7 separate regions of the Homo sapiens genome follow, and all the other regions are linked to region 1. The links are chromatin loops, found by intact Hi-C in ENCODE. Cell type or tissue: chondrocyte. All regions are shown on one strand. Each heading gives the region's core, and the rest is flanking DNA. Links, peaks and the distances in the headings are about the cores only. Region 1 holds the start of GFRA1 (GDNF family receptor alpha 1). Region 2 overlaps ATRNL1 (attractin like 1). Region 3 overlaps ATRNL1 (attractin like 1). Region 4 overlaps ATRNL1 (attractin like 1). Region 5 overlaps ATRNL1 (attractin like 1). Region 6 overlaps ATRNL1 (attractin like 1). Region 7 overlaps ATRNL1 (attractin like 1).

The links. Peaks named below come from ENCODE experiments on the same cell type or tissue, not always from the same donor. Only the 100,000 strongest peaks of a DNase experiment are listed, where the experiment ranks them.
Region 2: it touches region 1 in a loop (2.7-fold over the local background); 27 of 110 quality-filtered maps call a loop at or near these places.
Region 3: a loop joins it to region 1, with 2.2 times the contacts of the local background. A loop is called at or near these places in 21 of 110 quality-filtered maps.
Region 4: it touches region 1 in a loop (4-fold over the local background); 10 of 110 quality-filtered maps call a loop at or near these places.
Region 5: it touches region 1 in a loop (2.2-fold over the local background); 4 of 110 quality-filtered maps call a loop at or near these places.
Region 6: it touches region 1 in a loop (4-fold over the local background); 61 of 110 quality-filtered maps call a loop at or near these places.
Region 7: it touches region 1 in a loop (4-fold over the local background); 58 of 110 quality-filtered maps call a loop at or near these places.

What each region holds. Positions count from the first base shown.
Region 1 is chr10:116,272,083-116,276,528 of GRCh38, reverse strand. It overlaps GFRA1 (GDNF family receptor alpha 1), which reads left to right and starts at 3,323. Exons shown (of 11, transcript NM_005264.8): 1 at 3,323-3,366; 2 at 4,254-4,446. LOC107984273 (a long non-coding RNA gene) reads right to left here and starts at 2,520. Exons shown (of 2, transcript XR_001747598.2): 1 at 1-2,520. RefSeq lists a silencer at 2,818-3,112 and an enhancer at 2,321-3,158. In chondrocyte, for the core only: CTCF peaks have their summits at 2,114, 2,315 (motif pointing left) and 3,454; DNase peaks (open chromatin) are centred at 2,247 and 3,740.
Region 2 is chr10:115,946,857-115,951,302 of GRCh38, reverse strand. It overlaps ATRNL1 (attractin like 1), which reads right to left. Exons shown (of 29, transcript NM_207303.4): 29 at 2,304-4,446. Among named protein-coding and RNA genes, the nearest start is that of SNORD158, 250 kb to the left of the region's middle. In chondrocyte, for the core only: CTCF peaks have their summits at 2,452 and 2,656; no DNase peak of the experiment used is centred there.
Region 3 is chr10:115,352,660-115,357,105 of GRCh38, reverse strand. The region is part of intron 19 of ATRNL1 (attractin like 1); the gene reads right to left. Among named protein-coding and RNA genes, the nearest start is that of ATRNL1, 260 kb to the right of the region's middle. In chondrocyte, for the core only: CTCF peaks have their summits at 1,548 and 1,760 (motif pointing left); no DNase peak of the experiment used is centred there.
Region 4 is chr10:115,430,408-115,434,853 of GRCh38, reverse strand. The region is part of intron 21 of ATRNL1 (attractin like 1); the gene reads right to left. Among named protein-coding and RNA genes, the nearest start is that of ATRNL1, 340 kb to the right of the region's middle. In chondrocyte, for the core only: a CTCF peak has its summit at 2,451 (motif pointing left); no DNase peak of the experiment used is centred there.
Region 5 is chr10:115,139,634-115,144,079 of GRCh38, reverse strand. All of the region lies in intron 5 of ATRNL1 (attractin like 1), which reads right to left. Among named protein-coding and RNA genes, the nearest start is that of ATRNL1, 48 kb to the right of the region's middle. In chondrocyte, for the core only: a CTCF peak has its summit at 2,638 (motif pointing left); no DNase peak of the experiment used is centred there.
Region 6 is chr10:115,796,986-115,801,431 of GRCh38, reverse strand. All of the region lies in intron 27 of ATRNL1 (attractin like 1), which reads right to left. Among named protein-coding and RNA genes, the nearest start is that of SNORD158, 400 kb to the left of the region's middle. RefSeq lists an enhancer at 1-109. In chondrocyte, for the core only: a CTCF peak has its summit at 1,793 (motif pointing left); no DNase peak of the experiment used is centred there.
Region 7 is chr10:115,704,120-115,708,565 of GRCh38, reverse strand. The region is part of intron 26 of ATRNL1 (attractin like 1); the gene reads right to left. Among named protein-coding and RNA genes, the nearest start is that of SNORD158, 490 kb to the left of the region's middle. In chondrocyte, for the core only: a CTCF peak has its summit at 1,895 (motif pointing left); no DNase peak of the experiment used is centred there.

The DNA.
Region 1 (4,446 bases), core at 420-4,419:
AAAAAAAGAAGAAAAAAAGAAAAAAAAAAGTTAATGGATGTAGTTGTAAAGCAGTGATTTTTTTAATTATTATTTTTATTAGCTCCTACTACGGGAAGTCTTAGGCTACAGTATGGGCCACATCTTTCTGTTCACAGCTTTCCTTGGAAGATCAGCTTTTGACATATAGATTCTCCTACTCCCTGGCTTCTTTGCCTGCTGATCTCATCCTGACATACCAGAAGTGGGCTGTGTCTTCATCGATTCTTTGACTTCTACAAGAGACTAACAAGGCATCATCATCATCATCATCATCATCATCATCATTATCCTTCCAACTACAACCCCCAGTACTGCTGCTGCTTATGAAGTAAGCACTCTATGCACTATTCTACTATTCTAAAAACTTTATATATGTGTATATACCACATTAACTAATTCCACACCAACATTATAGGGTAGTGCTGTCCAGTAGAGCTTGCTGCAATGATGGAAATGATCTATATCTGTGTTGTCCAATATGGTAGCCACCAGCCACATGTAGCTATTGAGCACTTGAAATATGGTTAATGCTACTGAGGAACTGCATTTTTCTTTTATTTAATTTTAATTAATTTCATTGACATAGCCACATGGCTAGTGACTATTGTATTGGACAACACAGTTACAGCCTCTGGGGGTTTATTGTTACCTTTTTAAAAACAAAGCTCTGTATTCATCAGCAGCACAAACTTAATAAGGACAAGTGTGAGTGAATGGTTCAGAAATACATTATTGAAGCTAAAAATACAGATGATCCTTGACTTCCAATGAGGCTTATGCTCTGATAAACTCATCAAAAGTTGAGAACATCATAGGTTGAAAATGCATTTAATACACTTAAACTACCAAGCATCACAGCCTAGCCTAGCCTACCTTAAACATGCTCAAAACACTTACATTAGCCGGCAGTTGGGGAAAATTATCTAACACAAAGCTATTTTATAGTAAAGTGTTGACTATCTCATGAAACTTATTCAATACTAACCTGACAGTGAAAAATAGAATGATTGTATGGTCCATAGTCAAAATACAGTTTCTACTGAATGTATATGGCTTTTGCACCATGGTAAAGTCTAAAAATATAAGTAGAAGCATCATAAGTTGGAGATCATCTGTATTTTAAAAAGAAGTCCCATATTCTACACTGGGAGAGCTTTTAGTTCACCCTTCCCCCACCCTGTTAAAATTTGATTCAAAAGAATTCCGTGGAATATATAGGGTAACATGAAGTCATTTCTAAACAAAGAACATTTACAAAAGATGTGGATGATGTCTTAAACCTCATTGTAATCCAACTATCCCAAGTAATCAGCACCGGTAAGCACTAGTCCCTCTATTGAAAATTGAAATTCCAATTACTGATTTTCCAAAAGAAGACATTCTCCTCCACTTACGAAATGGAACAATGAAAGAGGATTTTCTGTTTGGGGTGACCGGGGAGAAACGGAGTCTTCACACAAAGTCTTAGTTCATATTCAGCCCTCCTTTCCTTGAAACCACATCCCCAGGATTTATCTGGCTTGTTTGTGAAAATATGGGAAAACATTTTAAGTCGAAGAAACTGATCAGATGACTTAATTACATTTCTGCTTAGTTCAGCCTGTAACTTAGACTGTTAGAGAGAGAGAACTTAAGTAGCCCTTGGTTTGAACCATCTGTCGCGAAAATGTGACATATGTTTGCTTTGTTTACTCAACAACCAAGTGTAAACTGATACACTGAACTAGAGTATCCCTGAATGATGTGGCTATGGGTGTGTGTGTGTTGGAGGAGGGGTGTCTGATGAGGGCGTCCGTCTCCTCATACTTACCCTGGAGGAACACGCGTACAGCACAAGAGAAGTGCGGATCCGTAGGATGTCCCCCGGGTTTGGGGCGCGCCCCGAGGCGCAGACCCTCTTTGGCGACTCCACACAATATGCAGCCCGCCTGCAAGCAGCCGCTGCAGCCGAGGGGCGCGCCTGGCTGATGTGTGGTTGAATGGAGAGCGGCCCAACCCTCCTCCTTCCTCCTCTTCTTCTCCCCGCCCTGACACCCGGGCCTCAAACTTCAACCAAAGCCCGTGCCCTTTTCAATTTACCCCCCTCGATCAAAATGAGCCATTCTTGTCTGTCCTCCGCGGCGGCCCATTGTCTGGCGTGATAGGTTTGCAGATTTGACAGCTGGGCGCACGCAGATTTGATTCAAACTCGGTCTCCCCGAGAGATGAACTTGGACATCAGCAAAGATCCCGAGCACTGCCGGCTGGCTCCTAGACCGGTCTCCCGACCCAGTGTAGACTTCGGTGCCCCGGGCGCCCCCCGGCGTGCGGGAAGGGGAGCGTGTGTCAGGCGTGGGGGGCGGGGGGTGAGCAGCACGACTGGGAACCAGCGGTCCCAGGGGTTGGGGCGAAGGGCTGTGTACATGTTAGGCTTTTTTTGTTGTTGTTAATTTACTCTCGAAACAGCCAAAATGGAGGTCAGCTTATAAATTTTCTAAAGCCAGGTCTGGCCGGGTTTAAATGCAGTGGGCTGGGGGCTCCGCTTTTGTCTCCTTGTCGGAGCTCCAGGAGAGAGGTAGAGACTGCGTGTGCATGTGTGCGTGTGAGTGTGAGTGTGCACGCGCTGGCGTGGACGAACGGATGGGCGCATCCCAGGATCGCCGCTCCAGCGTCCTGGGTCTGAGTGTGTCTTGAAAGCACCAAGTCTTGAATCACAGCCACTAGTGACGTGGGGGAAAACTTTGTGTTCCGAAGAAGGGTCTGGCTCGATTGCCCTAAGAAGAAAGAGCCCTTGTGCCCGTGTATGTGTGTGTGTGTGTCTGTGTGTGTGTGTGAGAGAGAGAGAGAGAGAGAGAGACAGAGAGAGAGAGAGAGAGAGAGAGTGTGTGTGTCTGGCAGCACCCGCGGCCGGCTGCAGAACACTGCGTGTCCTGTGCGCGAGTACGGGTCCGGCCGCGGGTCCCACCGCAAGCGGGCGTGTGCAGCTGCGGCTGCCTGGCGGGCGAGCTTAGGAGGGAGCTGGAGCTGCGGAGCGGCGGGAACAGGAGCAGGCCGAGGGTCCTCTGGCCAGAAGAAATCTGGCCTCGGAACACGCCATTCTCCGCGCCGCTTCCAATAACCACTAACATCCCTAACGAGCATCCGAGCCGAGGGCTCTGCTCGGAAATCGTCCTGGCCCAACTCGGCCCTTCGAGCTCTCGAAGATTACCGCATCTATTTTTTTTTCTTTTTTTTCTTTTCCTAGCGCAGATAAAGTGAGCCCGGAAAGGGAAGGAGGGGGCGGGGACACCATTGCCCTGAAAGAATAAATAAGTAAATAAACAAACTGGCTCCTCGCCGCAGCTGGACGCGGTCGGTTGAGTCCAGGTTGGTGGCATTTGGAGTTTTTTTCGTTCTGTTTGGGAACCCATTGCCGCTTCCCGTCCCTCTTCCCCACTCCTTCTTCCCCCCTCCTCCGGCCACCCCTTTCTTTTTGCTGGCGTCTCCCAACTTTAGGGCCCGGGGGGCGCTCGTGGCGCCGGGCTGCACCTGCCGGGGCACGCCGGGACTGCGGGCCGGCGCGCTCGCCCTGGGCTGGGGTGCGGAAGCGCCCGAGTCCTGGGCACCGGGCGAGAGTGTGAGAGGAGCGGACGCCCAGGAGGGAGCCGAGGACGCGCGGCGGGTAGGGGGTAGGGGCGCAGGAACCGGGTTTCAGCCCCAGTCGGGACATCGGTTCCCCCTGGCTTGGCGGCCTCTGGAGGGAGACGAGTCCCGGGGAGAAGGAGGGCGGCGACTGGGGCTAGGGATTGGCGATCGGAGTGGGGAGGGCCGGCGGCTGAGCGAGCTCGCTGGCTGACGCGAGGAGGGGGAGGCCAACTTCCCGGGAGAAGGGGCTCTTTCGGCGCCAGGGCTGGCTAGGGAGCTGCCGCCGCCGCCACCGAGGGCTCGGACTCCAGGCAGCTGCAGGCTCCGCTCGCGACGCTCGGAAAGTACCGTTTATTTATTTATTTGCTTGCGTTCAGCGTCTCGGGTTGAACCCAACAGACACCCCCTTGGACTTTAGGAACCCTCTTCAGACCTCTCCAGCCCTCACCTCCATCCCCGTGTCAGCGGCCCCTGGAAAACACGCACATGCACCCCGACCTGGGTGGGGGTGGGTCCTCACCCCGGTGTTGGAAATTCCCCAAAGGCGGGAACGGGGGAGGGGAGAGGGTTCTGTGGGGGGAGTCTCCGGCGCTCTCCGCTCTCATCTCAAAGCGCGCCCTCCCTTCCAGGTTGGGTCGGACCTGAACCCCTAAAAGCGGAACCGCCTCCCGCCCTCGCCATCCCGGAGCTGAGTCGCCGGCGGCGGTGGCTGCTGCCAGACCCGGAGTTTCCTCTTTCACTGGATGGAGCTGAACTTTGGGCGGCCAGAGCAGCACAGCTGTCCGGGGATCGCTGCACGCTGAGCTCCCTCGGCAAGACCCA
Region 2 (4,446 bases), core at 232-4,231, 330 kb after region 1:
GTATGAGAGAACTAGTCTGCCACTGAGGGAATGAGCTGACTAGTCAGCGAAGGGTTAGGAGAGGTGGGTGAAGATGAGAAAGAACATCTAACACAATTTGTTAGTATTTGCTATAAAACTGTCACTTAAAGTTGAGGAAGGTAATTTTAAAAATATGTAATAGATATTGTAAAAAATCTTGAAAAGCACAACTCTAAATCACCAGGCAACACATAGCATTGGTTCCGATTGCAGTTTAATTATTTGGGAACTGTGGCACATAGAAGCACTTTAGTATTACCCCAACAACAATAAAAAATCAAGGAAAAAATCAACGCTCATGATTCACTGAATTTAAACCTGGACCTTTTCATAGTAAAAGGAGAGAACATTTAACTATGATCTACTTATTTCAACAACAACAAAAACTCATCACAAAACCTACATGAGTTAGCATTTTTATCCCCGCTTACTCAGAAATTTAGATAACCGGCCCATGGCATTAAAAAAAAGAAAAAAAAAAACAACTCGGCATTTGAGTTAAAATTCGAGTATTTCTTCACACAGGACCTGTTCTAAGAAAACTTGTATGTCACTGGAAAGAACAAAATTTAAAATATCTTTGGGCAATAGAGGCTATAGAAACACAAAGAATTATAAAAGAATTTGCTCGGTAATGCTATTTTCCTAGGCAGATTTTCTAGAGTGAGATTTCCTGACTGTGCACACAGCCAGGCTAAAGAAACTCATGTTTAAACAACTATCTTCCCTGAGTGAATACCACTCAGGCCAGATACTACTTCTGCCAAAAATAACCAGAAAATGCCACTTCTGCCAAAAATAACCAGAAAATACCACTTCTGCCAAAAGTAACCAGAAAATACCACTTCTGCCAAAAATAACACGGGTTAAAGCTTTTGACGGTGAGAATATAGTGTTTCTGCAATGGTCTTTCAGGGGTTTGGTTTCTTGTTCAATTAAAACTACTCTGCACCCAATCCCTGAAGTGGGAGAAGGTTAGAATGGGGGTGGGGGGTGGGGGGTGTAGTTTACAGAAGCTCATTTAAAATTATACTGTTGTTTCATATTTGGAAAACAAAACAATAGTAGCTATTTTCATAGTAGGGCTGGAGAAGGTAAAGCTTGATAATCTCTTGGCTGCCATGGCCATGCCAGGTACCCTGATTCTAAACAAGCGAGGAAGCATGTAAGAATCTGGAGCAGGAATTGTGTGTTTACCAAAAGGGTTATAGGTTGGAGCTGAAAGAACGCCTATCACGCACATCCGCCACTCACAGGTGATTTCTCTGAGCAAATCCTTTTAGGCCAGAGAAAAGTCAGTTTTAAGCTAAACTTTCCAAATCTCCTTACAGCCACTGATCCACCATCAAAAAGCTGAAAAGGAGAGTGTGCAAGGCTTAGATATTCACAGAGCAGCTGCTGCTGTCTGTGGCGAGAGTCCACCCAACAGCCCTCTACCTACTTTGGGCGCATCTTCATCCAGGACCCTCGAAAAGCTTCTCTTTCTTCTCTGATGTTCCTGGGAGGCGGCAGCCAGGCTGGGCATGTTTCTCAAGGTTCGGTGGTCCTCTTCTTCCCAGCCCCTTCCTGGCCTGGCCTCTTGGAGGTGCGACGGGGAGGAGACCACCATTCCAACCTCTGGAGCACAGGCAGGGCCGGCCTCAGGGTTAGGCCTCAGGTCAGGGTCCTGGAAGAGCCTGCTTGAGGCCCTGAGCCCAGAAGGTATCCCAGGTGCTGGGCCCAGGTGGTGTGGGGGGAGGGGGTTGGAGAGAAGAGAGAAGTTTAGATCCTCCTTGGTTTTCTTCTCGGTGAGACCTTACAGAGGCCTAGCAGAGCAGTGCCACTGAAAGAAGGCTGGGCCCCAGATGGCCACATAAGGACCAAGCCCAGAGCTTACCAGAGAACCTGCAGGCTTTTCCCAGAAGAGTCAGCTATGCCAGAGCTGCCCTGGTCTCAGATAGCTGACTTTTATTCTAAGTAAGAGCAATTTCTATAACACATGTCCTGTGGCGTAGACCCTCATTATAGCTAGATTCTTAGCTGCTGGGCCTTGTGAGTTTTGCCTTTAATTCTCAGGAACATTCCAAGTGCTCAGCAAGCCCCTCACAGAGAACGTACAGGAAAGGTCAATGCAAATCTGGTGAAGAGAAAAAGAGGGGGAAATGTATTTTGAATGTCAAAATTCAATAACAAACTATATAATCACCTCTTCGATGGAGAGGGGCTTTTTCAAGTTCTCAGAGTGCTTTTTCCTGTGTGACCACGAAAGGATAAAACACAAACAAAAACAAAACAAAACTGCATTTGGCAGTGGGGGTTGGAAGAGCCAATGTTTTTATTTAATAAAGTCCTGATTAACAGCATATTATAACATAAAATGTTGGCTTTCTAAAACGGGCTTGAACTTTTACACAATCTTTTGAACACTGGCATGCACACCTGTGTACATATATACTGATAGGAGCTCTGGTTCTAATTCTTAATTTCAAAAAATTTTGATAAAACTAAAATGTTAAATGTACACTCTAATGAAATCACTGCTATAACTAACACCAACCAGATGGCTTGTATTCCTTGGAAAATTCTTTAAAGCATTTTGAATTAGAGTAATAACTTTGTTATTTAGAGAACTCCCTCTAATGGTCGATTAAAGGCAGCACTTTGACCCAATGCAGTGTTTCCCTAATTTGCCTAATGGTAAGAAGCACTGAGGAGCTTGTTAAGAGTACTGCTCTCCAGGGCCTACCCCAGTGTTTCTGAATCTAAATCTCTAGAGGTGAAAGTGGGAATCTGCCTGAACCCAAGCAATTCCTGTAATCAGGTAAGTTTCCAAGCTCACTCTAGTATACGGCAAATGGGTTTTGAAACTCGACATTTAAAAAGACCATAGGTGGGTAGAATTAGTTCATTTGGTCAGTTTTCATTTTACAATCTTTTTTAAATATAAGACACCTTTCAAATCATAGTTTTATGTTCACTGAGAAAAGATGTATCATGTATAACCACAAAATGTAAGCACTGACCCTGTCTTGCCTAGTTTGTACGTGAAAGGTGATCATTGATGCTCTTGTCTCAATGTCATCAGTCAGTAATTTTAAGAAAAACTCTCCTAAAACTATAGATTTAAGAAGAGTTTAAGTCTTTATTGACTAAATGTCAAAGTCGTTTTGTAGAAATCCCTATATCTTAGAAATACAGGAACTTAAGTTATTCAGGGAGTCTTTTTGAAAAACCTGATTGACCTTTACCTACGACCAAAAGATGGATGAAAATTAATAGGTGGATTCATAAAACAACTGGTAGAAAAAGAGTGGCCTGGTGTCCCCACGGTTGTTAATACCAGCTACGCTGCATCAAGGTCCCACTGTGGGAGCTTTCTGTGTGTTACCATCTAGCCTCGCAATGCCTCGAAAGGTGGGCACCATTACCGCCCTTTACAGATGGAAGGCTGAGGCTTCAAAGGTGAAACTTACCCAGCACCACACACCTGAAAGCTGGGTCCAGTGCCCGTTTTCCAGCCTGTGTGCCAGTGTGCACCCTAAATGACCTTATACCATGAACTGTAGCCATACAGTCACCTCTATCTTACTGCAGCTAAAAGAAGATGAGATGTTGGGAAGTACAGCAAGGATCAATTACCTTTTTAAATACGAACTATTTGAAGTTTTCCTACTGAACATAACACTATAGTATACGGCATCTCTGTGTATCACTAAAACAAATTTTCATTTAAAGAATTATGAGAATCCTAATCCTCTTAAAATTTATTAGCTGAATCTGTAAGTATGTGCAAATTCTTTTCCAATAGGAATTTTCTAGTTCAAATAGAATCCCCAGGTTAATTTTTAAAACTCCATTGTATTTAACCATTTTTTTTTCATACTTGGCAGAATAAAACATCCTAAAAATCTAAGGAATTTTTCAAAGTCATTCTAAACTGAAATGTTTAGAATTCCATTAAGGTTAGTTTTCAAGAGGATCAGCCATTTAACTGCGAAATTCTGGGAAAGTATCTGCATATTTGTGTGGTTTGATTTAAAAAAAATGAAAGCATCCAAATTTAAAGTGTCTGGAATGTAGGGGGAAAAACCAACAGATTCAAAGTGATTATCCTTGATCCTTGATGTCTTTTCAATCCACTTCACCTGAGGGCAAAGAATTTACTGCCAGTGAAAAGCTTTGATACGTTGAGAATTAATTGCATAATTAGCCACAGAGTTAGCAATATGTGGCCCAGAAAGGTATAGCATGACTTTAACTAAACATCACATTGTGTCTCATAATTCTCTACAATTTGAATTTTCAAGTTTTAAGAACCCAGTGGGATTTGAGGTGAATAAAACTTGATAATTCTTCCACAGTAATACTATCTGCTTAGCCTCCCTAAAAATATAGCTTATATAGATTTTACATCTAAATCTGTATGTTTTTGTATTTTTATTGTTA
Region 3 (4,446 bases), core at 225-4,224, 920 kb after region 1:
TTTTTAAAAAACCAAATAGTGCCATATTCTTGTAATGCAAACCTCAAGCAATACATTATAGGGGCTAAGCATCACATCAAATAAAATTAAAGAGAAATATTGAACCCTTAGACAAAATAATAGTTTCTCTCTGGCCCCAAATAAATAGTATTCTACCTACAGAACTGAAACTATTGAATAGTTTTCAAAATTACATAGAGATATATTAGTCCACTTGTTCCTGAAAAGAAAGCAAGTAAATGACACACTTCATTGTCAAAAACTTGTAAACCAGAGGTGAAGATATTCTATAACATCAGATCTAAGGGCCTAAAAATCACTATTCAAATAGCAAAAGTTGAAGTAATGCTTAGTCAAAGTTTGAAGAGGTAGAACATAAAACTTTGTACAAATAAAAATTAGAAGAAGAGATCCTGAGGAAGGGAGTAGGTTTGATAAAGCCATGGCAAAGTTCCCCAGGGGAACTTTGGGAATTAGCCCACAGATAGTTCTTTTTAAAAGCATCTAACAGAAATAAGTAATAAACTGCATATTCCAGTAACCCATAATGAAGGCATGCTAAAATATCTGACATCAGGGCCAAACAGTTTTCATAGCCTCAGTTCTCCTCACCTTTGAAATTCCTTTTATGAAAACAAAAAGAATGAAAACAGCTCAAAAGGATGGCCTCTCTTTGGAATATTCAAAATCTCAAGTTGGCTTTCCTGTGCAACACAGAACGTAGTATGTACTGAGAGAATACAAACTTTTAACATTGTTGTGTCAAAAGAATAAATAGAACCAATATTTCCATCTCAAGCTATTTTCATGTATCTGCAGCTTGAGATTTTTCAATGTTCCTAGTTTGAGAGAATTAAGCTTCCTACACTTATTTTAAGAAATGCTCAACCTCATTTGGTAATAAATTTTCTGCTTCTCTGAATAATCTACAATGTGTGAGAATGGTTTAAAATGAAAAATTTCCTCATCTTAGAAGAGAGAAAAAAAGGTAATTCATCTTCCTTTTTACTACCCTTGAGTCTCAGAGAATGTTTGGGTCACATCCTAGTGTGTGTATTAAAGTATTAAACACGTCTGTAAAAGTCTGCTATGAACAGATAGTCACAGTATGCCAAAAAGAGAAACATAAGGTAAAAATAGAACTGTCATTATGTTGAAAGAACTCTTTTTTCCCCAAAACTGAAAAATTAAAGTTTATCACTGTTAAAAACTTAAAATATAGAGAGAAATTAAGAAAATCAGATAAGCCTACTATTCAAAAACCTATAAAAAGATCAACAAAATGAACTAAAAACATAACAGATATAAAAACAGACATTACCAATTACAAATGTAATATTAAAGGAAAAAAATGTATTCATAATACCAACAAAACCCATTAAGCACCTTGCAATAAACTTAACCCAAAAGAGTAAGACCTAAATGGAGGAAACTATTAGTTATATAGGATTGGAATTTTTTTTAATGTCTGTATATTTCATGATTTGAAGACATATTTTTCTTATAGTACATCTTTTGTTTTACAAATAATTGGATAAACAAATATGTACATAAAAAGTGCCCATGCCACCCGTTCCCCAACTCCAGACAGTTCAGGGTAGAGAAGGGCTCCTTATGCTTCTGGAAAAGACAGAAAGGGACTTTGCCTGATAACAAAAGGAATTCTCCCTTCACTTTCAGAAGTCTACCCAGGCTATGTACCTAGAGTCTGCAAGAGTACAGCATACCTGGGCTTAGGGCTCCCTCTAGTGCTAAAACAACTGCAAGGACCACAGAAATAAGTAATTTAACACTCAATCCCATTTGAATTCTCAGAAAACTTTCTCAAGGACAGGTATAAACAATGCCAGACTGGAAAGACTGGAACAAATACCTAAATTTTTAACGCTCATATATCATCAAATGTCCACAAGCATCAAGAGCATTCAGGAAAACATTACCTCATCACACGGAGTAAATGAGGCACCCATGACCAATTCTAGAGTGGCAGATACATATATTCTCAGACAAAGAATTCAATACACCTGTTTTGAGAAAACATGATGCATTTCAAGATAAAACAGAGAAATTTAACAAAGACACTGAAATAAACAATAAAAAATCACTCGAGCTGAAAAAGTCAACTGACTGAAAAATTCATCAGAATCTCTCAAAAACAAAATTGATCAAGCAAAAACGGAAATATTTAGTTCAAGACATACTATATGAAAATAGATTTAAAAGAATAAAAAAGAATAAAATATGATTACAGGATCTAAAAAAGAGCCTCAAAAGGGAAAATCTAAGAGTCACTGGTCTTAAAGAGGATACAAAGAAAAAGACCGGGGTAGAAAGTTTATTCAAAGAAAGTAATAAGAGAACTTTTCAAACCTAGAAAAAGATACGAACATTTAGGTAAAGAAGGTGAAAGAACATCAAGAAGATTCAACTGAAATAAGACTACCACAAGACATATAATAATCAAACTATCAAAGGTCAAAGATGAAAGAATCATCCTAGAAGCAACAAGAAGAAAAAAGTAAATAACATATAAAGGAGCTCTGATATTTCTGGCAGCAGCCTTCTCAGTGGGGAGTTTATAGACCAGAATGAGCAAGATAGCATATTAAAAGTGCTAAAGGGAAAAAACTTCCAACCTAGAATACTGCATACAGGAAAGATATCCTTCAATATGGAGGAGAAATAAAGACTTTCCCAGACAAACAAAAGCTGAGTAAATTCATCATCACCAGATGAATGCTGAAGAGATTTTACAAAAAAAAATGCTGAAGAGATTTTATCAATCTGAAAGTAAAGGCTGCTAACATATAACAAGAAAACATCTGAAAGCATGAAATTCAGTGGAAAAGGTAAGAACAAAGACAAATTCAGAATACTCTAACAGAAGAGTCCAACATTAGAAGAAGAATTGTCATGGGCCACGTATAAAACACACTATCACTAATGATAGTGGATGAGCTAAAAAAAAATTATAATGTTTTAAGAAAGTTTACTGATTTGTGTTGGGCCATATTCAAAGCTGTCCTGGGCTGCATGTGGCCCACAAGCTGCGGGTTAGACAAGCTTGCTCTAGTGCAACAATTGTGGTGTGTAAATCACTTACATTTTCAGCATGAGGACCAAAAGAAAAATCTATCAAAAATAATAACTACAACAATTTTTGAAAGATAGACAATATGAAAAGATATAGAGACAACAAAAAGTCAAAAAGTAGGAGGGAGTTAGAGGAAAAGTTAGAGTACAGAATTTTTTAGTTTTTTCTTTGCTTGTTTTCCTTTTGTTCCCTCTTCTTTGAGATTAGAGTTTTTATCAATTTAACGTTGTTAGCTATAAAATATTTTTGCAAGCCTCACAGTAATGACAAAGCAAACACCTATAATAGAAATTGAAAAAATAAAAAGCAAGGAATTAAAACATACAGCCAGAGGAAATCACTAATCTAAAAAGGAAGAGAGGAAGAAAGGAAGAGAAAATGTACAAAACAATCAGAAGAAAAATGACAAACTGGAAGTAGTTAAGTCCTAACCTTTCAACAATAACACTGAATGTAAATGGACTAAATTCTTCAAATAAAAGACAGAGAGTGGCTGAATGGATTAAAACAAGACTCAAATATATGCTGCCCATAAGAAATTTACTTTAGCTATAAAAACAACATACACTAAAAATGAAGGAAATGAAATGAAATATTCCATGCAAATGGAAACAAAAAACAAGAATAGCTATACCTATGTCAGATAAAATAGATTTCAAGGCAAAAACTGTAAGAAGAGTCAAAGAAGGTCATTATATAATAATAAAATGGTCAAATTCAGCCAAAGAATATTAAAATTGCAAATATTTCTTGCACAAAACACTGGAGCATCCAGATAATATAAAGCAAACATTACTAGACCTAAAGAGAAAGACAGACTCCAATATAATAATGCCTGGGGACTTCAACACCCACTTTCAACACTGAACATATATTTTAAATAGAAAATCAACAATGCACCATTAGACTTAATATGCACTACAGACCAGATGGACCTAATGATCAATAAGAGAACATTTCATTCAACGGGTGAAAAATATACATTCTTCTCATTAGCACATGGAATATTCTTGAGGACAGACCATCTCTTAGGCCAGGAAGATAGTCTCAACAAAGTATTACATGTCAAAATAATATCAAGTTGGTTTTTGTTGTTGTTGTTTTTTTAAAGACAGAGTTTTGCTCTTGTTGCCCAGGCTGGAGTGCAATGGCACCACAATCTCGGCTCACCACAACCTCCACCTCCCAGGTTTAAGTGATTCTCCTGCCTCAGCCTCCCGAGTAGCTGGGACTACAGGCATGTGCCACCACCCTCAGCTAATTTTTTTGTATTTTTAGTACAGACAGGGTTTCTCCATTTTGATCAGGCTAGTCTTGAACTCCCAACCTCAGGTGATCCAGCTGCCTCGGCC
Region 4 (4,446 bases), core at 326-4,325, 840 kb after region 1:
ATGCAGTTAGAGTTACAGTTTGTTTGGATATCTATTAAAGTAGGAATTTCTTACTATTCTTCCTGTTTGTAATCTAACTGGATATTCTAAAAGTGTATTATTTAACTTGAACCTTAAGGTAATTTATTGGAATGCATGCCTTTCAGAAAAAATTGAATGAAATTCTATAATGGAATTACATAAAATTTTTATATCAATTTTGGGAAGTTATGATATCTTTGGATGAATATTTCTTATTTGAAAAAATGGCATATGATTTTTTAATTATTTAGATCCTCTTATTTCCTTCAGCATAATGTTTTTATTTCACTCATATAAAAACTTTTTGCTTACATATACCACTGATTTCCACTTCTTTAATGGTTAAGAGGGTTGAAACCTGCCTTTACTATTTCCTGTGTGATCTTATACAAATTAGTTCAGCTTTCTCTATCTCTGTTTTCTTATCTATAAAATGGGAATAATAAGCATACCCTTCCCATTTGAGTATTACATAAGCTAATACATATAAAAAGCTGAGAACAGTCTAGTATAGTAAGTTCTCAATAAATGTTAACTAGTATGATCATTATTTTAAAGTCAGGTGGTTGTTCTTTTCCAGTTTGGGAAAAACTATGTTTTATTTACTAAATGCTAATAATGAGCTATATATCTATAAGAAAAACATTCACAATAATATTATGCATGTTATGACCTCTATGACATAAAATCATTCTCAGGACATGATGCAGAGATTTATTTAGAAGGCAGGCAGTCCCTTCAGTAGACCATTCAACATTTTACACACAAATAAAGAACTATATACCTCTGGCTCAAGGCAGACACAGCCCCACACTAGGGTACATGGCTTAGTGAGAAAGGTAAGTACAGCATATCAGCTCTCAATCTTCCACTCAGCTGAGTACCCTTACAAAGGATACATACTACACAACTCAACTTGGGGGACCTGGTGGAAGGTTTATGGACATTTTTATTTCCTTCCTTAAACTTTTTTATTATTTTTTACAGTGAGTCTATGATTTTACATGAAAATAATAATGTAACACTTTTATTGTAAAATATATAAGTCAAATAAATTTTCATCCTTCTTCTACATTAACTTAATAGCAATTTTTTTCCTTTTAGCTATTTTAAATTTTCTTATAATCATGTTTATTATCCATCATTTTGGACTATGCTAAAGGAGTAAATAGTTCTGAAATAAAAATCTAAAAGTACAGGGATACAGACTTCAGAAAATTTAATAAAAATACTGAGGAATCAAAGAACAAGGTTAAAATGCCAAAAATGTGACTCATTTATGTCTTGTCAGATACTGTTCAATCCATCATGTCTGCAATCTGGTAAATATAAGAATTTAGATTATTGGTGTTTATTAAGATCACTCTGCCCCATGTGCAAATGAAACAGCCAGATCCTACTTAAATAGCAATTTATAGCCAATAGTTAAAAAGTCATATAAAACATTCACTAACAAAATGTTCAGTTTAAAACAGGAAAATTATTTTATTCAGTTTTAGAACAAAAACCAGGATAATTCCATTAAATATAAGGGTCAATTCAAGTATTAATTGGTTTCATTGTTTTCTATGACATACTATTTTAAGTAATTAAACTGACATACTATTTTAAGTCATCTTTTTCAACTTAAATTTCCTACTCTCAAAATAGGTAGTTTATTATTACTACAAAATTCCACCATGAACTCTAAATAAAAGAAACTCTAATAAAAGAAATTCAACATAAAACAGTAATTTTTTAAAGAGTAAAAGATGAAATAAAATGTGTTCAATTACTTGGAAGTATATTAAAACACAATAATTAGGGGTGTGAGCATTGCAAATTACATGTATTTAAAGAATTAGCACAATAGTGAAATAAAGTAAATGACTGCAGAAAGTGACTTTATGTACTCTCATTCTACTTTTTGAAATATATCATCTATATAGCATTTCTACAGCCTAGTCTTTCATTTTTAAGGTTTTCTTTGTTAAAATTGTTATTACAATTAAAAGAAAGCATTTAAGAAAAAAAAACTATACTACTTTGTGATACTTTGTGACTACTACTTTTTGTATTTACTAAAAATATATTGAGTAATTCAATGTTTACAAGGGCCAATAAAATTAGTTAACACTGTTTGAACGTTTTCCCTCCTTTGTGAGGCATGCTTTATAATATATTTGGTTTTTGGTTTTAAAATGAACTTTGAAAAACTACTAAGTAAATAGATTACAACTGCTGACATATCACTTTCAATTAAGTTAATACCACATTGCACTCAATTGCTTTAAGTTACAGTGTGGACTTGCATCTTAAATTTCGATCTAATCTTGAAAATTAGAATAGTTTCTATTAACATTATTACAAGAGTTATTGTCCTTTTCTTTTTTAAGCATCACTTCTTTTCAAATATTAAGCTTTAAACGTCTCACAGCAATACCAAGAGTGCCACCTAGTGCTTTACCATTATGCTTCTGATATTTCTAAAAGAACGCAGGGATCCTATGTAATCTAGAGAAGAGTTGTCCAATAAGGTCACCACTAGCCATATGTGGCTATTGACTAGTTGAAAAGTAACTGATTTGAATTAAAATGTGATGTAAGTATGGAATGTAAACTTTGTTTCAAACACTAGTACAAAAAAAGTAAGATATCTCATTAATGACTTAATGACTTTTAAAACTGATTACACATTAAAATGAAAAAATTTTAGATGTGTTAAGCTAAAAAAGGTTTTATTAACATTAATTTTACTCATTTTCTTTTACTTTTTAAAGGAAGCTACTAGAAAATTTTAAATTACATATGAGGCTCACATCATATTTGTATTGGACAACATTGACATAGAAGAAAAATTATGCTAGTTTTTATAAAAGGGTTAAACATTAGTATATTTGTAATAAACAGAGATTACATAATGTGTTCATAATGGTAACTAGTTACTCCTTTGGCAGATAAAAGAAACTAAAGGCTCAAAAAAAGAGGAATTTCTAATTTTAAAAAACCAAAGAAAAAAATCCCTATAAAATAAATCCAGGATATTTGAAATAAGAAAAACAAAAATGATGTGGAAAAGCTAGAGAATAAAGATAATTTAAATGACACAGTAATTGGACAGTCTGAGCATCAGTAGGAATAATAATTGCACACGGATTAAAACATGTATGGATCTATAAGTTCATTAGTGACAAAAACTGTCATTTTTGAAAGATATTGAGCTAACTTTTAATTTTAAATAAATAAATACATACATAAAAGTAGTAAAGGGAATAAATAAAAAATACAGGGAAAAACTGTAACATTTATCATGCCTTCCCTATGCGAACTGTAGCAATAAGCAACCAAACAGCTGATGAGCGAAAATTTGTTTTTACCGAAGTATTCAAACCAAAACATGAAGAAGAAATTGGAATATTATATCTTTTCTTTTCTTTTTTTTTTTTTTTTTTAGTTTCACTCTTGTTGCCCAGGTGCGAGTGCAATGGCACAATCTCAGTTCTCCGCAACCTCCACCACCTCCCAGGTTCAAGCGATTCTCCTGCCTCAGCCTCCCACATAGCTGGGATTACAGGCGCACACCACCACGCCCAGCTAATTTTGTATTTTTAGTAGAGACGGGTTTCTCCATGTTGGTCAGGCTGGTCTCGAACTCCCTACCTCAGGTGATTCGCCCGCCTCGGCCTCCCAAAGTGTTGGCATTACAGGCGTGAGCCACTGTGCCTGGCAGAATATTATATCTTTTCAATCTTGATCAATTAAAATCTAAACATTGAGCGTCAGTGTGTGCCAAGAACATAAGAGACACTAACAGACATGATATGACTCTTCTAGACAAAGAAAACCAAACCATCTACAATTATTATTTTCTCCAAAATCAGATATAAATTTGATTAAGCCTCTAAATCAGGATTTCTCAACCTAAATACTATTGATATTTTTGGCCACATGATTTTTTGTTCTGGGGAGGTTGACCTTTTCATTGCAGGATGTTTACCAGCATCCCTAGCCTCTACCCATGAGATGCCCACGGCACCCACGTCCCACTCCCCTGTTGTGACAAACAAAATTGCCTCCATACCCTATCAAATGTGTCATAAAGGGCAAAAATACCTTAACAAAATTTGGGATTTTATATGCCACATTCTCAGTAACATTTTTAAAAAATTAAAAATAGTTAACAAATGTTTTGTGGATTGGAGGAGGGTGAGGATCTAAAAACTACCTATCAAGTACTGCACTTATTACCTGGGAGATGAAATAATCTGTATACCAAACCCCCACAACATGCAATTTACCTATATAACAGGCAGCACATGCAGCCCTGAGCCTAAAATAAAAGTTAAAAAATAAGAATCACTTAAGAAAGGAACTAAGAAAATAATTACGTTTTTAAAGATAAAAAAGGAATTCATAAATTCTGTAAAAAAATGATAATTTTAAAAT
Region 5 (4,446 bases), core at 154-4,153, 1.1 Mb after region 1:
TGAAACTGGGAGGCAGAGGTTGCAGTGAGCCAAGATAGCCCACTGCACTCCAGCCCAGGCGGCAGTGAAAGACTCTGTCTCAAAAAAAAAAAAAAAGAAACAAAAAAAATTCTCATATTATTGACTGAATGCCTGTGTCCCTTCAAAATTTATATGTTGAAACCCTAACTCCCAACGTGATAGTATTAGTAGGTGGGGCTCTGGACAGGTAATTAGATTTAGATAAGGTTATCAGGGTAGGGTCCTCATGGTGAGATCAGTGCCTTACAAGGAGAGACCAGAGAGCTTGCTCACTCTCTCCAGCTCTCACAAGTTCACACTCTCACGTGCGTTCTCTCTCCCTCTCTCTCTCTCTGGCTCTCTCTTGCTCTCGCTCTCTCCTCCTCTCCTTCTCTCTGTCATATAAGGATAGAACAAAAAGGCAGTCATCTTGTTCGTTCTTTATGTGGCAGAGTGAGAGGGCCAGGAAGGTGGCCCTCACCATGATAGCACCCTGGTATTGGACTTCTGGTCTCCAGAACTGTGAGGAATAAATGCCAATTGTTTAAGCGACCTAATCTGTGGTATTTTGTTATAGCAGCCTGAGCTAAGATATTATGCTTTGAAGAAAATTGATAAACCATGTTAAGAGTATGGACAGGGCAATACACACTATAAAAAAAAAAAAATCCCAAGAAAGATTTAAGACCTTGGTTCTGATCAGCTGAAAATGACAAACGTAGAATTAGCTATATTGAGAGCAGGATTTGTTCATTTTACATTGTCCTATGCAGTCAGAGGCAACAAAATCTTATAAAGTCAGAGGCAACAAAATAAGTGGTTATAAATAGTTCAACATAAGGCAAGCTTATCTAAGAAAGGAATTTATATGCCTAGCACAGGATACTCTGAATTTTGTTGTGACCCACAGTTCAGTCTTTGGTTCGATTCTCTCTCTCTATGCTAACTTTCCTGGTAATCTCATCCAATTTCATCAATGGTTTCCAATTTAATATTTAAGCGAACACCTCCAAATTTATATCTACAGTACAGATCTCTCTCCATCAATTTCCAGACCCATATATCCAACTGCCTCCTCACTATCTCCTTTTGAATATCTCAAAGATATCTCTAACTTGGCATACCATAACCAAATATTCTTCCTAAAATCTTCCTCATATTAGTTGATGACAACTCTGTCTTTCCATTTGCTCAAACCAAAAACCTTAGTCATCTTTGACTCTTCTTTCCCTCACCCCCCACATCTAGACCATCAGCAAATCCTATTAATCCTGCATTAAAATCACATTCAGTATTCAAGCCATTGTCACCACCTCCATAGCTACCAACCTGTCCAAGCTACCATCATCATCATCTCTCACCTAGATTATAGCAGTAGCCTCTGAACTGGTATACTGCTACTACAGTCTATTCTCAGGTGGAAACCAATAGGAGCTTTATAAAACTAAGCCACATAATACTAATCTTCTGCTCAAAATCCTTCAATGGCTCCCTCATTTCACTTAGGGTAAGAGTCAAAATCCTCACTATGGTCTACAAAGCTAAGAATATTTAGCTGATATAGCTCCATCCTTCAGGAATCTCCATCCCCTCCAGCAACCCCTTAATTCCACATCCCCAACCATCTCCCTTGTTGTGTAACTTCTAAGTTCATATCTGACTAATCTCCCCATCAGTAATTCAATTCCAGCCACAATGGCCTTTTTACTGGTCCTTATGTACACCTGGCTTGCTCTTGCCTTAGGGTCTTTGAACTGACAGGTCTCTGCCTAGAATGTTCTTCCCCTAGATATCTATATGGTTGAACTCTCTTGCTTGCTTAAAGTCTTTTCTCACATGTCAACTTCTCCATAAAACCTAAGCATATCATCATATTTTAAATGTAACCCCCAGATCTTTCTATTCCTCTTTCTCTGTTCTACTTTAATTTTCCATTGTACTTATCACCTTCTAACATACTATATAATGTATATTTATTATTTAGGGTCTGTCTCTCCTAGCTTGAATGTAAGTTCCACAAGGATCTTTGTCTTCTTTGTTCCATGATGTATCCCAAGGACCTAGAGCAGTCTCTAGCACTTAATAGAAGCTCAAAAAAAGAAACTGTTACATTAATAAATGAAAAAGATAAATAAATGAATTCATGAAAAAGGGCTGTCATATATACATTTTAATGCTGCTTTTATTTTCAAACAGTCAACTTTCTTAGTAGGTTAAGAGTAAAAATTTAATTTTATTAGCTCTCACAAAAAAGTCAGATCTGCTGTTTTTGCTAAGTGGGAAGAATTTAACGGAATTAAACGCATTACCTGTCACTTCTCCCTCCTCAAAGTTAAAAGAGAAGAAATAGATTGACCGTGTTCATTATTATTATATTTCTAAAGGAAAATGTAAGCTACTTTATGAATTTCTACAAGGCAACCTATAATCTCATGTGTATACTATCCTAAAATAACTAAATATGTCCATATATGTTATATGACTAACCCAGATAAAATACTTCAGATAAAATATTCATGAGTTTGAGTTGAAAGTTTTTACATTTTTCTAAGTCAAACAAAACTACCAAGTTTCTACAACTTGAATGCCAGAGTTTAAGTGAGTTTTCTGGTAGTCAATACTGCCACCCAATGGCAAATGTTAAAATCTAAAACCAAAGGATTGAAACAAAATAAGACCAAGATTCCAAGAACCAATGCTTGATAAAATAACATTTTAAAAAATGTTCAAATTCAATTGCTTATCTCAATGTTCAGAAGTAATTATACAGGAAGTAAATAACATAGTTTATTAGAGTAATAACCTTATAAAACATCTCTAGTTGAATGTCTACATATCACTATACTAGTAAACTAATACATTTCTAATTCATTCATTCAATAACAACAACAAATGCAAGTGGCTAGTACATGCCATGCACTATATTAGGTTCTGGAAACCCAAAGATGATCAAAACATAATCATTCTTAACTTCTTGGAGTTTATATTCCACTGGGAAAGATAATCAAAGAATCATACAAGCACATAATTATAAACAGGGATAAATGATATAAATTTAAAAGATAGGGTCTTATGACAGCATATTACAGGGGGATCTGACCTGGACTTAGAATATGAATGGGGTAAGGGTTTTCTAGGAAGAACTTTGGAATTAAGAAAGGTCTTGAGATAGTGAAGGACAAAGAGCATCTGAGAAACTGGAGTAAGTTACAATAAAGTGTGACTTTAAATAAAGATCAGAGGCACTACGCAACAAAACTATTAAATTACATGATTTACATTTCCAGATACTGTATTTCAATCAATAATTTAAGAGTTTAAAACAGCCAACTTCAATCCTTATATGAGAACTGTAGCTGAATTGAATTAAAAAGGAATACTAAAAACATAAAAATGTCCTGAAGACATTTAAAAGAATCGAGCAATAGGATTGAGCAGGACATTCTGGAATAGAAAAGGAACAGGAACAATTTGATAACAGTTAAGCAACTCTCTTACATATAAATGATGGTGACCTGTTTTTCACTGTTCTCTGTAGAATAGGAAAAAAAATCTGTTGTAATACATTAAGAAAAAATTGTATGCTGAAGCTTGCTGGTTTGTCTCTTAACCTGTCTACCCCTACATCTAGTCCACATTACAAAGTTTCTCTGAGTAGACATGAGAGAACAAATTAGCCCATTCCTTGTTAATTATGGTAACAATCTATAGCTAAAAATATATTATTTGAATTTTTTATTTGTTTGGGAATCTCAATCATTTGAATCCCCTTTCCTGTGTTTGGGAGAATCCTTTATTGTGTGGATTTTGTCCAGAAAGAGAACCTCTTTCACTACATATAACAGAAAAGTTAAATTCCCTATTTCATATCTCTAGGCAGCCACGGTATGGACAAGACCTAGGTTTAGCCAAGCAGATACTATTAAGCAGGACTCAGTCTTAATAAGTGATGCAAAGATGTAAAGGCAATTTACAATTCTTTCTCTCCATTCCTGTAGCATGCAGTACCTACTGAAAGGGTGCCAGTGGTAGTAACCCAGGATCCTGTGGCAATGACAGGAATATCCTACTCAAACTTTCCATTGGCTTCATCTTTGCTGTAGGCTAGCCTTTATTTGTATCTGGCCTCTTTCCAACAATAGTTTATCCAGTCTTCTCATTTCTCTTGTGAGCTACTCAATATCCTTTTGTATTATTCAGAGAACAGGTTGAGTGAAGCAAAATAAGTTGCTAAAAGAAGGGAAAAGCTTATTTCTCTCTAATGAACATTCTAGAGATGAATGGGCCAGTGCTACTTATTATAGTTGTTGCCATTTATCAGCCATAGGAAAATATCTGAATGATCTAATATTTGCATACAGATTTTCTACTCACATCCTACCAATCTAAACTTAGTAACTGATATGGTTTGGTTGTGTCCTCACCCAAATCTCATCTTGAATTCCC
Region 6 (4,446 bases), core at 204-4,203, 470 kb after region 1:
TCAGAACTTTTTATACTAGTAGTTTTAGTTTTCTCTTCCTCTCACTGATCTTTACTCTCTTTCTCTCCTTACTTGTTTCCTCTGTGGCAAGGTACCCTATTCCACCTTAAGTGGAATAAAGATTTTCAAGTGGCCATAAAGATTGTAGTTCCTAGTGGACTCATATTTCCTCAAGGTCAAAACAGGCAATCATTTAAAGTCAGACGAGACAGGGGGTTAACTAGTATACCATTATCAGAGGTCTGAGTCACTAATGAACGGAAAATACAGGGTGTTAAAGCAAGACAGGAAGGGTTATCCTCACCAAAGAAAAGGAACAGACTAGGACTACAGATGGGCAAGCCTGTGTTTAGGTGCAGACAATGACTAGGAAGACAAAAACTTTTCCATTTAGTTCAATGACTGGAAGATGGGGATGTGAACCTGTTTCTGAAGACAGGCCTGAGAAGAAGACCTGTATTTTCCTTAGAGAATAACAAGTTACAGTTTTCACCTGCTCTGACTGCTACAACACAGTGTCATAGACTGGGGTGGCTTAACCAACAGACATTTATTTCTTGTAGTTCCGGAGGCTGGGAAGTCCTAGATCAGGGAACCTGTGTGGCTAGGTTCTGGTGATGACTCTCCTCCTGGCTTGCAGATGGCTGCCTTCTTGCTGTGTCCTCACATGACAGAAAGAGAGAGAGAAAACTCACCCTCATGACCTCATCTAAACCTAATTACCTTCCTGAAGCCCCACTTCTTAATACCATCACATTGGGGGTTAGGGCTTCAAGCTATGCATTTCGTAGGGACACAAAAACTCAGTCCATTAATGGTCATGGTAGGAGCCTCTGGTGCAGGAGATAAGCAGGGCAGGTGCAGAGATAAAGGACAGGCTAGAAGCAACTCTTTCCTGCGGGGGAATCAGACCTCTGGGGTTGAAAAAAACAGATGGTAACATACTTCATTTACTTTTCTGTCAAACATATCTTTCTCCCCTTCTCTTTCTGTTTCTTTCCCTACTTTTCTTCTCCACTGTCTCTTTCCTTCCTTTCTTTGATCATTAAATTGAAGTATAGCAGAAATATGACAAGTATGGCATTAGAGTGAGACAGGCTTGAATGTAATTCTTAGGTCTGTCACCTGTCACTTAGCTGTACAAGGCACAGCTCTTGGGCAAGAGACATTTCTTTTCTTAGCATCAGATTCTTCTTCTTTTTTTTTTTTTTGAGATGGAGTTTTGCTCTTGTTGCCCAGTCTGGAGTGCAATGGAGCCATCTTGGCAACTTCAACCTCCATCTCGTGGGGTTCAAGCGATTCTCCTGCCTCAGCTTCCTGAGTAGATGGGATTACAGGCACGCACCACCACGTCCAGCTAATTTTGTATTTTTAGTAGAGACAGGGTTTCTCCATGTTGGTCAGGCTGGTCTTGAACTCCTGACCTCGGGTGATCCACCCGCCTCGGCCTCCCAAAGTGCTGGGATTATAGGTGCGAGCCACCATGCCCAGCTCAGATTCTTTACTAAAAGAAGAAAAGTATCAGTACCCATTACCATACAGGTTACTGTGAGCATTAGAGATAAAGCCTGTAAAGTGGCTGGCAGAGTATCTGATATTGAAAGATTTTTAGAAAATGATACAACAAAACTGCCATAATGCAATAAGTAGTGCCCCAGAAATTCAGCTGTGTAAAATGTAGGGTTGTGTTATTATGAGATTAGCTAAATGGCCAAGGTGAGCCTGTGCAACTGGACATCTGGAAGTTCTGAGTCTATTTGATGCAAATTTCACCTACCCTGGGCTGAAGTTCGGCACCACCTAGTGGTGACTGCTCTAACATAAAAATTGATGGGCAGAATTCTGGGGCCTGGCTGGGACTTCTGGGAGAGCAACTGTGATTCCAGGAATCTCTTCGTTAATTGGTGAATGTTTTGTTGGCCTGATCCAGAGAGAATGGGCTGGGAGAATACTGGGAACTAACCCCCACCTCTCTGTTTCCTGAAATAGGATTGTCTGATTTTTCCCTGTCCAGCATCCCCATGAGGGAGAGGCCTCTATGTTCCCTTCTCCTTCCTGAGAAAAGGAATCAGGTAGAGGAGAAAAAGCTGCTTTCCAATCATTCCATGTTTCAATTCAAGCTATTCTAATTTGCATTATTGCCAGGTGTGTTATTGTAGAATTTACTACCATTACAATTAATAATATGAGTTGCATTAATAACGTTAAATTCAACAAGCATGTATTAAGTCCATATTGTGTGCAAAGCAAAGAGACAGGTATTATAAATGTAAAGATAAATAAGACAGGATCTCCGACGTAAAGAAAGCTTATTACTGGTGTCTCACGCCTGTAATCCCAGTACTTTGGAAGGCTGAGGTGGGCGGAACACGAGGTCAGGAGTTCAAGACCAGCCCGGCCAACATAGTGAAATCCCATCTCTGCTAAAAATTAAAAAATTAGCCAGGCATGGTGGCACGTGCCTGTCGTCCCAGCTACTGGGGAGGCTGAGGCAGGAGAATCACTTGAGCCCAGGAAGCGGAGGTTGTGGTGAGCTGAGATCGCGCCACTGCACTCCAGCTTGGTCAACAGAGCGAGGCTCCGACTCAAAAAAAAAAAAAAGAAAAAAGAAAAAAAAGAAAAAAAAAGCAACCTCATTACTTGGTGGACAGAGAGATATTTAAGTAAAACTGAAACCAAGTAAGTAGTTTATTCTAATTGGAGAGATCAAGAAACATTTCAAGAAGAACTCCATTGGAGTTGAAATTGGAATGAAAAGTTAGCCCTCAAGTTCTGAGACTGAACAAATATCCTCCAGGATGAGCAAAGGCATGGAGGTGTAGATGAGCAGGTGATGGTCTGTAACAGGACAAAACCAGTTTAGTCAGCATATGGGGCAGATCATTTTATGGCATTTCTGAACATAACATAGGGTCCCATACTTCTGCATTTTGGTATGGTGCATGAAAGCCACACAATGGGTCTTCTGAGTAAGAACACACAGTCAGTTATGTTTGAGACTTGAGCTCCAGCAGTGCTGAGGGCAACAGGCAGTGGTATGGGGAGCAGAGAGCTTTGAGGCAGGAAGTTAGAAGCCTCCTGTAACAGGTGAGAGAGCAGGAATCTCACCTAGGCTAACTAAATTTGGAAAAGAGAAGGTGGAACAAATTCCAGAAACAAGATTAGTGATGTGGGGAAAGGTAGGTGGGGTGTGGAGTAAAAAGAAGTCTCTGAGAGGCTGGGCGCGGTGGCTCCTGCCTGTAATCCCAGCACTTGGGGAGGCCGAGGTGGGCGGATCACAAGGTCAGGAGATCGAGACCATCCTGGCTAACACGGTGAAACCCCGTCTCTACGAAAAATACAAAAAATTAGCCGGGCGTGGTGGCAGGTGCCTGTAGACCCAGCTACTCAGGAGGCTGAGGCAGGAGAATGGCGTGAACCCGGGAGGCAGAGCTTGCAGTGAGCGGAGATCGTGCCACTGCACTGCAGCCTGGGCAACAGAGCGAGACTCCGTCTCAAAAAAAGAAAAAAAAAGGTCTCTGAGAAAATTAGACTGTCTCACTGAAGTATTTGCAACATTGACTGAGAAGAATTTGCATTTGCTCCTGCCACTGCCTGCAACATCTCAGCCCAGATAGCCCTATGGCTGGCTCCTGTACTTCTCCCAGATCTTTGCTTGAATGTCATCTTCTTAGTGAAGGCTTTCCTAACCTACTTCAAATTGGAGCCCATTTCTATCCACTACACTGAGTACTCCAAACCCCACTTTCCTGCTTTGTTTATTGATTGTCAAAGGGTTTATCACTACCTAACAGATACTACACACACGTGCACACATACAATTTTTTTTTTAACTGAGTCTTCTGCTGACATGTACATTCCATGATGCAGGGACTTTTTGTCTGTTTTGTTCATTCTAATATCCCCAGTGTCAGTCCAAAAATTGGCAGAAGAAGCCTTGCAGTTGGTGGGCTGTGGATGCCTGCACCCCAGCCCTTCCTTCTGCCCCAGGTGAGCCTTCAGGTGCCTATAAAAGTTGATACCTGCTTGGTGAGTATCCCAGTGCCTGAGTGTAAAATTAAATTGCAAATTAAAAAACACTATTCGAAAGGCCAGGAGAGAGACCACGGAAGAAAGGAAAAGGTGTCATATTTTAGGACTTTTAAAGGCCTATTTTTCCTACTTTTTGAACAAGAGGCCCTGCATTTTCATTTTGTACTGGGCCCCACAAATTATGTTGCTGGCCTGAGTTGTCTAATAACTACATTTTGAATAAATGAACAAACTTCCCAGAAAAGACACAAATAAAAGCTTGTTCCTGCCATTAACAGGAACTAAAAGTCAAGGTCCCTATATTTTAGAATAAAGCCTTTATGTTTGTTATTCCTATGTAATGCTTCAGTCCAAATATCATTTAATTATCTTTTTGTTTATTACATTTCTTGGAGGAGCTATAAGGTTGAAACT
Region 7 (4,446 bases), core at 99-4,098, 570 kb after region 1:
TTATGTCCCCTTCCTATACAAAGATCTTAGCCATTTCTAACAAACAGTATTAAAAAGGAAGAAAGAGTTTATAAATTTTCAAATATTTTAAAATTATCAACGTATATAGATTTTGTTAAAACAATAATTCCCCTTAGGAAGATCACACTTTTTAAAGTGATTGTATCTTCATAAGAACCCTGAGAGTTCAGGCTCCAATTTTCTCAGGGAAAAGAAGTTACAAAGCAATTATGGGACTTACTAAAAGCTAAAGACACAAAAAATTCTAGTTAATAGTGTTACTTTTATTCTCATTTTCTTTCTATTACAGTATTGACAACACTGATCTATGTGAAGTAAGAAGCCAGAGAACCCTACTCTAAAAGATAAAGAGGACTCTGAATTCCATTCTGTAATCCCTTCCACCTTTATAAATTATATTCATCATCTCAAATGTTTATGTTCCTTTTCAATATTAGTGCAGTAAGCTGGATAATGATTATTTTATATAAATTTCATTATATATAATTTAAATAACTTGAAAGGGAGTCATAAATTAGTAAACAGGAGCACATCAAGGAATATTTTTACCTAATTGGCAAAAATTAAATTAATGAAGCACTTTGGCAAGAGTATTAAGAGAATGCCACTGGTTTGGCCCTTCTGGAAAGCTATTTGCCAACAGATATCAAAAACATCAAAAGTCCACATATCCTCTGACCTAGTAATTCCACCGCTAAGATTCTATATTAATGAAATACATAATGAGAGATATAAGCAAGATTTATAAGTTTCTATGAAAGTGTCATTTATCATAGTGAAAAATTGGAGACAATTTGGTCTATTTGGTTAAACTGGAATACCAAAAAGGTAAAATATCATATGACCATTAAAAATTTTTCAAGGAATCTTAATAACATTGGAAAATGTTAAGAATATAACTTTATATGAAAAATCAGAATAAATTAATGTGTATATATATGTATAGGTAAATGCACATACATATATAATCACACATATATTTAAAATACAAATAAGATTTGGAATAATGTTTACTTTGGCTTGGGGGATACGGGGAGATGGAATAGGGGAGGGCCAATAAACTTAATATGATATTGTGAATGAGGTTCAAAAGAAGAAAAAACTCACTGTACGAATCATCCCAATTATATTTCCATATCATTGATATCCACATCTATACCTATATCTTTATGCCTGGGAAATACAAAAAGTGTTATCTTTAGAACATGAATTTTAACTTACTTAAATATACATTTTCTGAACTTTTCTATAAAAGTTTCTGTAAGAGGGAAAGAAGAAGAATATTAGCTGTTATTTTGATGTCTCTGAATTGTTTAGACTGATACGATAAGAGTGCAATGATTTTGGAAAACAGTAGAACAATAATAATTTTTGCTATTTTAGAAAGCTGCCTTATTTGTAGCCATTATTTTTATTATATATTATGTGATACTACAGGATAAAAGCGACACGGATTAGTACCTGCCTGAGTTGAATTCATTAATGAAACAAGTTCTAGGAAAAATCCTGTATATAAGTAATTAAAATTGAGATTAATAATTAATCATATCAATTAAATTTAGAATTTGTAAGAAATTACTCAAAAACTAAGAGAGACTGCATTGGAAGAATTTTCTGTGAAATAGAAGCATGCTTAGTTGTTGACGTTAGCTAGATAAGGAAGTAATCTTTTTCAGAAGCCATTAAAGTAGCTCAAATTAATATCTGATTATGTGTAGCTGTTCTCATAAAAAATGATCTAGTGTGATAAAACTTCAGTTGATCTAAACTGCATGGCACTATACATGACTTTAAATTGGCATATTTAACTACTCAGGCTGTCAAATTAATTCAGATTAGGCCTAAAAATATAATGACAAAGTTTGCCATCTGGTGGTCAGTGTGATACAAGTCGGATGTCTGCACTTAACCTATTTCTATTTCAGAGTTTTGAAATGGGTGTAAAAATGGAAGACAACATTGGTATTAAATAAATTCATGGGGGAAATTAAAGCTGTGGCAGATAAAAGTGCACTATGTGATTTGGTCAGATAGTAGCTGTGGTGGGCTGAATAATGCCCACCCCCAAAAAATCTCCAGGTCCTAATCTCTAGAATCTGTGCAAGTTTCCTTATATGGCAAAAGAGACTTTGCAGATGTGATTAAATTAAGTCTTAAGATGGGGATTTTTTCCTGGATCATCCTGAGGGGCCCTAACTGTAATCATAGTGCTCTTATAACAGAAGTATAGGGAGATTTAACTAGAGAAGAAGTCAAGCTAATGTGACCACTAAAGTAAGATGTGATAGTACTGGTTTTGACAAGGGCCAGGAGCCAAGGAATGCAAGAAATGCAGTTTTAGAAACTAAAAAAGGCAAGAACATGGATTCTCCCCTACAGCCTCTAGCAGGGGCTTGGCTACAGAGACCTTGATTTCAGCAGGGTAGGACTAATTTCAGACTTCTGATCTTCAGAACTGCAAGGGAATAACTTGTTTTAAGTCATTGAGTTTACAGTAATTGTGTTGTACTAGCCACAGGGAACTAATATGACAGCTAAGTGGAAGACGGCCTGAGGCTGGGATGATATAAGAAAATGTAAGAAGTGTGAAAAAATTAACTCTGTCCACTAATTAGATACTAAATATGACCATGTCTGTCAATAAGTAATGCATTAGCACACAAACTAATTTTTTAAGCCTAGAAAAAGTTGTTTAGATTGTTTAGAAAGAAACCAAACACAACGCACAAAAATAAACTACTTTCTGCATAATCCCTGTGGTCTGACCTGGTAATTCAAAGGAAAAGAATAGTGAAAGCATTTTACTCTACAAATCTGAAATCTTTGGGAGACAGTAATCTTATAGGACATGCATATTTTATTATGACAGTGATCTTACAGTAATCTATAGTGCAGTAATCTTACAGTAAAAGACAATAATCTTATAGTACCTGCATAATTTTATAGTGATGGTAATCTTATAGTACATGCATATTTTACTCACCAAGGTAATGTGATATATTTTAAAAAGTTAAATATTAACCAAAGCAAGGAGCTATCCTGTAGTAGAGAACAGATTTAGAGTAAAATGAGGCTTGAGATAAAATTCACTAAGTATAAAAAAATGAAGAAATATCACTGGTCTGAGAAGTAATAAATATACAGCATATTCCCTGCTTTTTAAAATCAATACCTCTATTATTTTAACCAATCTTATTTTCTGGGAAGTGAAGAAAATTTCTAGATGTAATGCTAAAATATCCATTAGTATTTGAATCACTATAATGTGTACTTGTGCTTGAAAAATAGAAGCATACAGACAGTATTTTTAGTTCTCAGGATCCAGAGGAAGCAGGCAATCTGATGGCCAAGGTCATAGGTATAGATGAAACATAAATGAGATATTTAACATCATTGGTTTGGTTCAATTAACATTTACTGAGTACAGATCAGATTTCGGGGATCATCCTAGGCATTGAGATTCTCTGTCTTCAGTACACATAAATCAAATAAGCAATGAAAGAGAAATCCACATGCAGCCATGGAAGCAAAAGAGGAGGGCTGTCTCATATGAGAGTGACTGGAGAGTGGGGCCGGGAAGGCTTCCACATGAAACGTGAAGGAGAAGAAGGAGTTAACTAGGAGAAGAAAGAGAAAGAGAAGAGGGTTATGGAAGAAGAAAGGAGGAGAAAGAGATAGAAGAAGAAAGATGAGGATATAATAAGCAGAAAGACTATAATAGGAAATGGAAAGACACCAATATTTCTATAAAATAGCATAGAACAGTCAATATTTTGCTTTCTTTAGAATATAAGAAAATGTGGTGGGAATGAAGCTAGACAGGTAGGCAAGACCGTATACCCCATATCACAAAAAGTATTCTATAGGGATGGCGAACCTAGGTGTGTTAGCTTTCATTTTTTAGCTTAAAAATTTTAGTTTAAGGAACAAAATAGTTATTGTTCATATTTATTCTGCTTAATATTTTTCCTAAAAATAAAATTATTAAATGTATCCTGAAAATAGTACATATAACTCATATATACAATTTAAAAATAACAATTACATGGGTTGAAAATATGTCTCCCCAAAAAGGTAATGTTAAAGTCCTAAACCCTCGTATGTCAGAGTGGGGCCTTATTTGGAAATAGGGCCATTGCAGATGTAATTAGTTAATATGTCACAATAAAATGGGGTGGGCCCCCTAATTCAAGATGACCAGTTTCCTTATAAAGACAATTCAATGTAGAGAGACAGAGACATAGGGAGAATGCCATATGAAGAAGGCAAAGATCAAAGGGATGCACTTACAAGTCAAGAAATGTCAAATATTGCCAGCAACCCACCAGAAGCTAGGAAGAGGCACACACAGCTCTCAGAAGGAAACAACCCTACTGATATTTTGATCTTAGACTTATAGCCTCCAGAATCGTAAAAGAATACATT